Regions from separate parts of the Mus musculus genome. Here region 1 is linked to region 2. A link is a loop called in an ENCODE intact Hi-C map of the cell type or tissue named here. Cell type or tissue: heart. All regions are shown on one strand. Links, peaks and the distances in the headings refer to the core of each region. The heading gives the core; the rest is flanking DNA. Region 1 overlaps Kif1b (kinesin family member 1B). Region 2 holds the start of Kif1b (kinesin family member 1B).

Region 1 (2,908 bases), core at 322-2,821, 96 kb before region 2:
CACATTTTTTGTTTGTTTTTACTGAGCCAAATGATTATCTCTTTGTGTGTCAGCGTTTTCCATACCAGACAGAGAGTATTTCAGATTCAAAACTGGCTGAGGAATTAAAGCACCCTGATTATTGATGTAAGTGGACATATATACAAGCTGGAGTTATAAGCCTTACAGAGATACTGAGAGTAAAGAAGTCAACTCCTGTAGCAGGACGTGGTGGTGCATGACTGGAAGACGAGCACTCAGGAAGAGAGGAGGGAGGGAGAACTGCAGAGCTCAAGGCCTATCTTAAAACAAGCCAACTACCCCCAACCCAAACCCAAATGAACAAACCTACCCCCAAAACCTAAAAAAATAAATGAACATACCAACTCCACCAAGACCCCCAAATCAAGCAAACCCACCCACATCCCCTGAAAAAAAATTAGCAAAGAATAAAGACTTGTTCTTTCATAGGTTTTATTTGTTTGTTTTGCTGAAAATGAAATCCTACTATATATAGAAAACTTGGAAATTTGAGCCTCTGTAAGAACAGTAAGACTGCCCATGGTAAACTGGCCTAGGAATCTACTGTCTAGACAAGAGATGCTCAAAAGCCATCTCTTCCAGGAAGTATCCTGACATAAACGCCATGGTTTTGTGTTCTGATGGCAGCAGAGACCTACTTCTCAAAAGTGACAGAGATGCACTGTGTGCCTGTTTCTCCAGAAAATAGCAGTATTCACCCATGGGGCTTGACACACAGATGACACTCTAAACGGCCAAATGGCAAAAAGAATACATTAAAAAAAATGGTTTAGATGTAAGTGCATGAGTGTTTTCCTTGCGTGTATGTGTATGTACTACATGCATGCATGTGTACCACATATATGCCTGATGCCTACGGTGATCAGAAGAGGTGGAGTTTAGAATGGTTGCGTTGCGACGAACTCTGTGTCTGCTGAGATCTGAACTGGGTCTTCTCCAAGAGCAGCAAGTGCTCTTCACCACTGAGCCGGACTCCAGTCTCCAAAGGGTGAACAGATTTTGAGCAGCAGGAAAATATCAGTAGTTTGGTCTTGACTGTCACATCAGTTCACCAGGTCTGAGGAGACAGTACCTCTGCCCAGTGCTCCAGATCACTGACACTCCACATCCCAGGCTTATGCAATATCTTTCTTTGAACTCTTTTTAAAAATACACACATTTGGGGGCTGGAGAGATGGCTCAGCGGTTAAGAGCACTGACTGCTCTTCCAGAGGTCCTGAGTTCAAATCCCAGCAACCACATGGTGGCTCACAACCATCCGTAACAATATCTGGCGCCCTCTTCTGGAGTGTCTGAGGACAGCTACAGTGTACTTACATATAATAAATAAATAATTAAAAAAAAATACACACATTTGCCAGGCGGTGGTGGCGCACACCTTTAATCCCAGCACTTGGGAGGCAGAGGCAGGCAGATTTCTAAGTTTGAGGCCATCCTGGTCTACAAAGTGAGTTCCAGGACAGCCAGGGTTACACAGAGAAACCCTGTCTCGAAAAAAACCAACAAAACAAAAACTAAAACAACCCAAACACCCACACATTTTAAACTGTTTATTTTATGTATAGATTATTTTACTCTATGTGATTGGTGTTGTGATAGTGCACAGGGAGCGGCACTATTAGAAGGTGTGGCCCTGTTGGAGTAGGTGTGTCACTGTGTGTGGGGTTATAAGACCCTCAACCTAGCTGTCTAGAAACCAGTATTCTGCTAGTAGTCTTCAGATGAAGATGTAGAACTCTCAGCTCCTACACTATGCCTGCCTGGATGCTGTCATGTTCCTGCCTTGATGACAATGGACAGAACCTCTGAACCTGTAAGCCAGCCCCAATTAAATATTGTCCTCATAAGAGTTGTCTTGGTCATGGTGTCTGTTCACAGCAGTAAAACTGTAACTAAGACGGGTGTAGCTCATGGATATGCATTTGTGCCCACATGTGCCAGAAGAGGGCCTCAGAGTCTCTGGAACTGTGTTACAAATAGCTGTGTGCCCCTATGTAAGTGCCTGGTAATTGGACCCGATTTGGAAGAGCAGCTAGTATTCTTAATCACTGTATCTTCCCTCCAGTCCCTTAGGTGGTATGTCTGTTTCCTTCTTTTCACTAGGCCTGTCCTTTCCTTCCCTTCTTGTTCCACAACCCCCACTGAATTTTTTCTTCTCCTGGCCTTATACACCACAGCTGCCAGAGGCCCCGCTGAGCACTAGTGAGCCGGAACCACCCTCTCAGTGGCACTGATAAGTCCTTTCTAACGCTTCAGAACATCCACACACTCATACAGTGGTTGCTTTTACTTACAAAGTGCTAAATACGTAAAACTGTTGGGTAGACCATTTGTTTAACTGTTGTTTTTTAAGAAGACATTTCAGCATTAAAAGCACTGAAAACTAGCAGGCTTCTCTGGATCAGACACTGTTCCTGGAATATGGGGACAACACGGAGTGCTCTAGTGGGATGTGGGGCCCTGACTCATTCCCACATAGGGTTTGACTATTATTCTCATCTTGAGTGACGAAAGTGTTCTTTCAGGGACTTGTCATGTTTTATCTCTACAGAGAGAAGAGCATCTCTGCCGTTAACACCTTGCTCGCTCGGCACCGTGAGAGGCAGTGTGGGTTCTGAATGACAAATGTCCCCATCATGGACATTGGTCCCAGTTGATAGCTGTTTGGTGGGTTATGGAAGAGGAGAGCCGTGCTGGGGAGATTCATCCCAGTGGGCAGGTTTTGAGGGTTATAGCCCCACTCCATTCTTGTTCTTTCTTTCTGCTTCCTGCGAGTGAGTGAAAATGAGATCAGCCAGCCTCCTGCTCACACTGCCATGCCATCTTCTCTGCATGATGGACTCTGCCCCTCTGAACCCACAGCCTAAATTGAACCTTTCTTCTCTAA
Region 2 (2,908 bases), core at 193-2,692:
CTTGGACCAGAGAGAGCTACATAAGCAAGAGATCTGTTGACAATCTAAATTAGGCTACCTCCAGATTCCACAAAGATGACAACCTGCATCCTCCGAGATACTGCTGCAAGTCTTCTCTGCTACCAGTTTATTCCACTTTCCCTAATCTCTGCACGAAGAGATACTATGCAAATCTATGCACGCCATGCAATACGCCAAGAGCCTCCAATATGGTAAAGTGGCCTTAAACATCAACAGGCCTTCGAGGGCCAAAGCAGCGGTGGATTGCGATGATAAGGACAGAAACACAGAATTTCACCCCAACAAGAATGGAATCTTCAAGCCAGTTTACCCTGAAGGCTCATATAGCAATTCACCAAAGAGAAAAAGTGATTTGGGAGCTCAATTTTGCATTTCCAGTCGGTGAGGGTTTGCGTTGCATGAACAATGACTAGCTTGCTCTGAGTGGCCTCCCAACCCCCACAACTTGGCTTCTGGTGCGGCCAGTCACCCTGAAAGCTGCCAGGGCTGTCACTCGGTGCCTACCAGCAACCGGACTTGGCTCCTAAAGGATTTGTCAGATCATCCTCCCAATATGGCTGCCAGAGTGATCCTGGTCGGCTGAACGTCGAGCCCACACCAGCCTTCCTCCCATCTGGCCAGCATCCAACAAGCCCCCTCCCTCTGCATCGCTTCCTCCGTCCAGCCCTTGCGCCCTCCGCTCTGTCGGATGCCCTTTCCTACCTTCATCGGGCTCAGGGGCATTGCCACATTCCCGGTTGGAACCCTGATGCCAACCACAATAGGGGGTGAGAGAGCAGATGAGGGGGGAGAGATCGGCTGGCTCCTCAGAGCTGCAATGTGCGCACATACGGCGGGACAGCGACCGATCTGCTGGCCCGCGGACAGAGCGGGGCCTGGCAGCCCAGGGGAAGCGGAGGGCTGGTGCAGGGCACTGCAGGGGACCGGCAGGCCGCTGGACCAAAGCCCGGCGCTCGCGGCCGGCCGGCCAGGTCTCTCCACGGAGGGCGAGGCTCCTCACCGCGGAGCCAGAGCCCCGGCCGGCCGCGCCGCTTCCTCGCTTTGCCCCCTCCAGGCCCGTCACCGGCCGGGAGTCCCTCCCGCGGGAGCGGCCCCCTACACCGGCGCCGCGGCACCACCGCCCACCTCGCCTCGGCCGCCCCACCTCAGCCTCCTCACCTCAGCCGCGCTGCGGACAGACGGGCGAGCCGGCCGAGTCAGAAGACGCCGAGGCGCGCAGGGGCGCGGGAGGCCGGGCACCGACGCACCTCAGCGCAGGCAGCGGCCGCCGCGAGCCGCAGGGCGCCGCTCCGCAGCCCCATCACGCGGCCGCCCAGCTCTGCATCGAGGATTGGCGGGAGGCCGGGGCGCGGCTGTGGATGCGGCGGAGGAACAGAGAGAAGCCCGGATCCGAGCTGTCGCCTCCCGGGACCACTGCCGTCTGACTACACCGCGACGCTGCTCGCCAAACTCCGCCCGAAGCCGCCGGCGCGGGACACCGCCCCGAGCTAGAGCGCCGAGCGTCACCTCGGCCCGCCCAGCAACCGAGACCGACGCGGAAGGTGACCAATCGCGATGAAGACCTTGAGACAGATGACCAATAGTAAAGCGTGGCTGGAAGAGGGGGCGGGAGGTGCCGGCGGAGCGACGGAGACACTCGAGCGCCCCCTGGTGGTACGGGAGCCGATGCGGGTGCGGGTGCGGGCGTGCCTGGTGGGCGAAGCCGGTGTCCAGAGTTCCCTCCCGGGTGACCCCCGGAAAGGTGTTAGTGGGTAGCAGCCGCGCCTGTGTAGCCGAATGACCCGCTTCGTAAGGGGACAAAAAGTGGCTCAGTGACCGGGCGGGACTGGACGGTCCAGATGCCATCCGGAGAGCTGGGATTATGTGGGAGCGGCCGAGTGTGGAGTCATTGTCCGTTTAGAAAAACAGCTCAAACGGTGAAGCCACCGAGCCCGGCGCGGTGGGAACGGAACCACGCTCAGGCATGAGTGTATCCAGCAGAAAGCTTCCTAGCCTATTCTTGTCGAACCCCAGCACAACACCTCCCACACGCCACCTTGGGAGAAAAGGAGGAATGAGTAATGGGAAAGCATGACTTAGTGGGCATTCAGCGTCTCCTTGGGAGATGGCGTGCTGGTGTGAGCACAGGAACAAAACGCTTTGTATCGCGCCCAGTGAATGGACTGAGCGGCCTGAGAGAGATGCCCCTAGAGGGGGTTACCAGGGCTCATAAGAACACAAAAGCTCTATGAGCCATGTTTTTTAAAAATCAGATTTAGGTTCAGCTCAAATGAAAAGCCCCACAGACGTTCATAAGCAGCTCAATTCAGTGCTTAGTAAAATATCACAATGACAACCTGCCAATCACACTGCATTTTAAGGTTAGAGGATGTGGTTTGGATTTATTAGCAGAAATTGAAAGTAAGATTTTTTTTTTTCTCTCAACCCTGACTTTAATACAGAATTACTGGGTAGAGAAAGGCCTACACACTAAAACGTGAGAATTAACTTTCTACACTAACGACTCTGGGCAATCACCATGCCACTGAAGTTCCAGACTCCCACTATTCCACATTCATTGGACACTTCTCATTGTGTTTATTTACTTGTTTGTTCTTGTTTGTTCAAGACAGAGGGTCTTGGTAGCTCAGGCTCTCCTGAAACTCACCAAGCAGACAAGGCTGTCTTGAAACCTACAGAGAGATCTGTCTACCTCTGCTTCCTGACTGCTGGGATTAAAGATCCGTACCACTAAGCCCAGCTCTCATTTTCTTTAGAATGTACACTCCACCTTCCCACAAAAGGAGTTGATGTCATTTATTCTGAAACACACACAGAATAGAATTGCTTAAAATATTAGGAGCAACGATTTGAGTGGAAGGTCAGCCTGGGCTACATAGAGAAACCC

Evidence for each region. Peaks named below come from ENCODE experiments on the same cell type or tissue, not always from the same donor. Only the 100,000 strongest peaks of a DNase experiment are listed, where the experiment ranks them.
Region 1: a loop joins it to region 2, with 2.1 times the contacts of the local background. A loop is called at or near these places in 1 of 42 quality-filtered maps.

The regions. Positions count from the first base shown.
Region 1 is chr4:149,210,326-149,213,233 of GRCm38, forward strand. The region is part of intron 31 of Kif1b (kinesin family member 1B); the gene reads right to left. Among named protein-coding and RNA genes, the nearest start is that of Pgd, 45 kb to the left of the region's middle. In heart, for the core only: a CTCF peak has its summit at 1,309 (motif pointing left); no DNase peak of the experiment used is centred there.
Region 2 is chr4:149,306,250-149,309,157 of GRCm38, forward strand. It overlaps Kif1b (kinesin family member 1B), which reads right to left and starts at 1,484. Exons shown (of 49, transcript NM_001290995.1): 1 at 1,180-1,484. In heart, for the core only: CTCF peaks have their summits at 380 and 1,683 (motif pointing left); DNase peaks (open chromatin) are centred at 532 and 1,552; H3K4me3 peaks cover 2,264 bases; H3K27ac peaks cover 2,210 bases.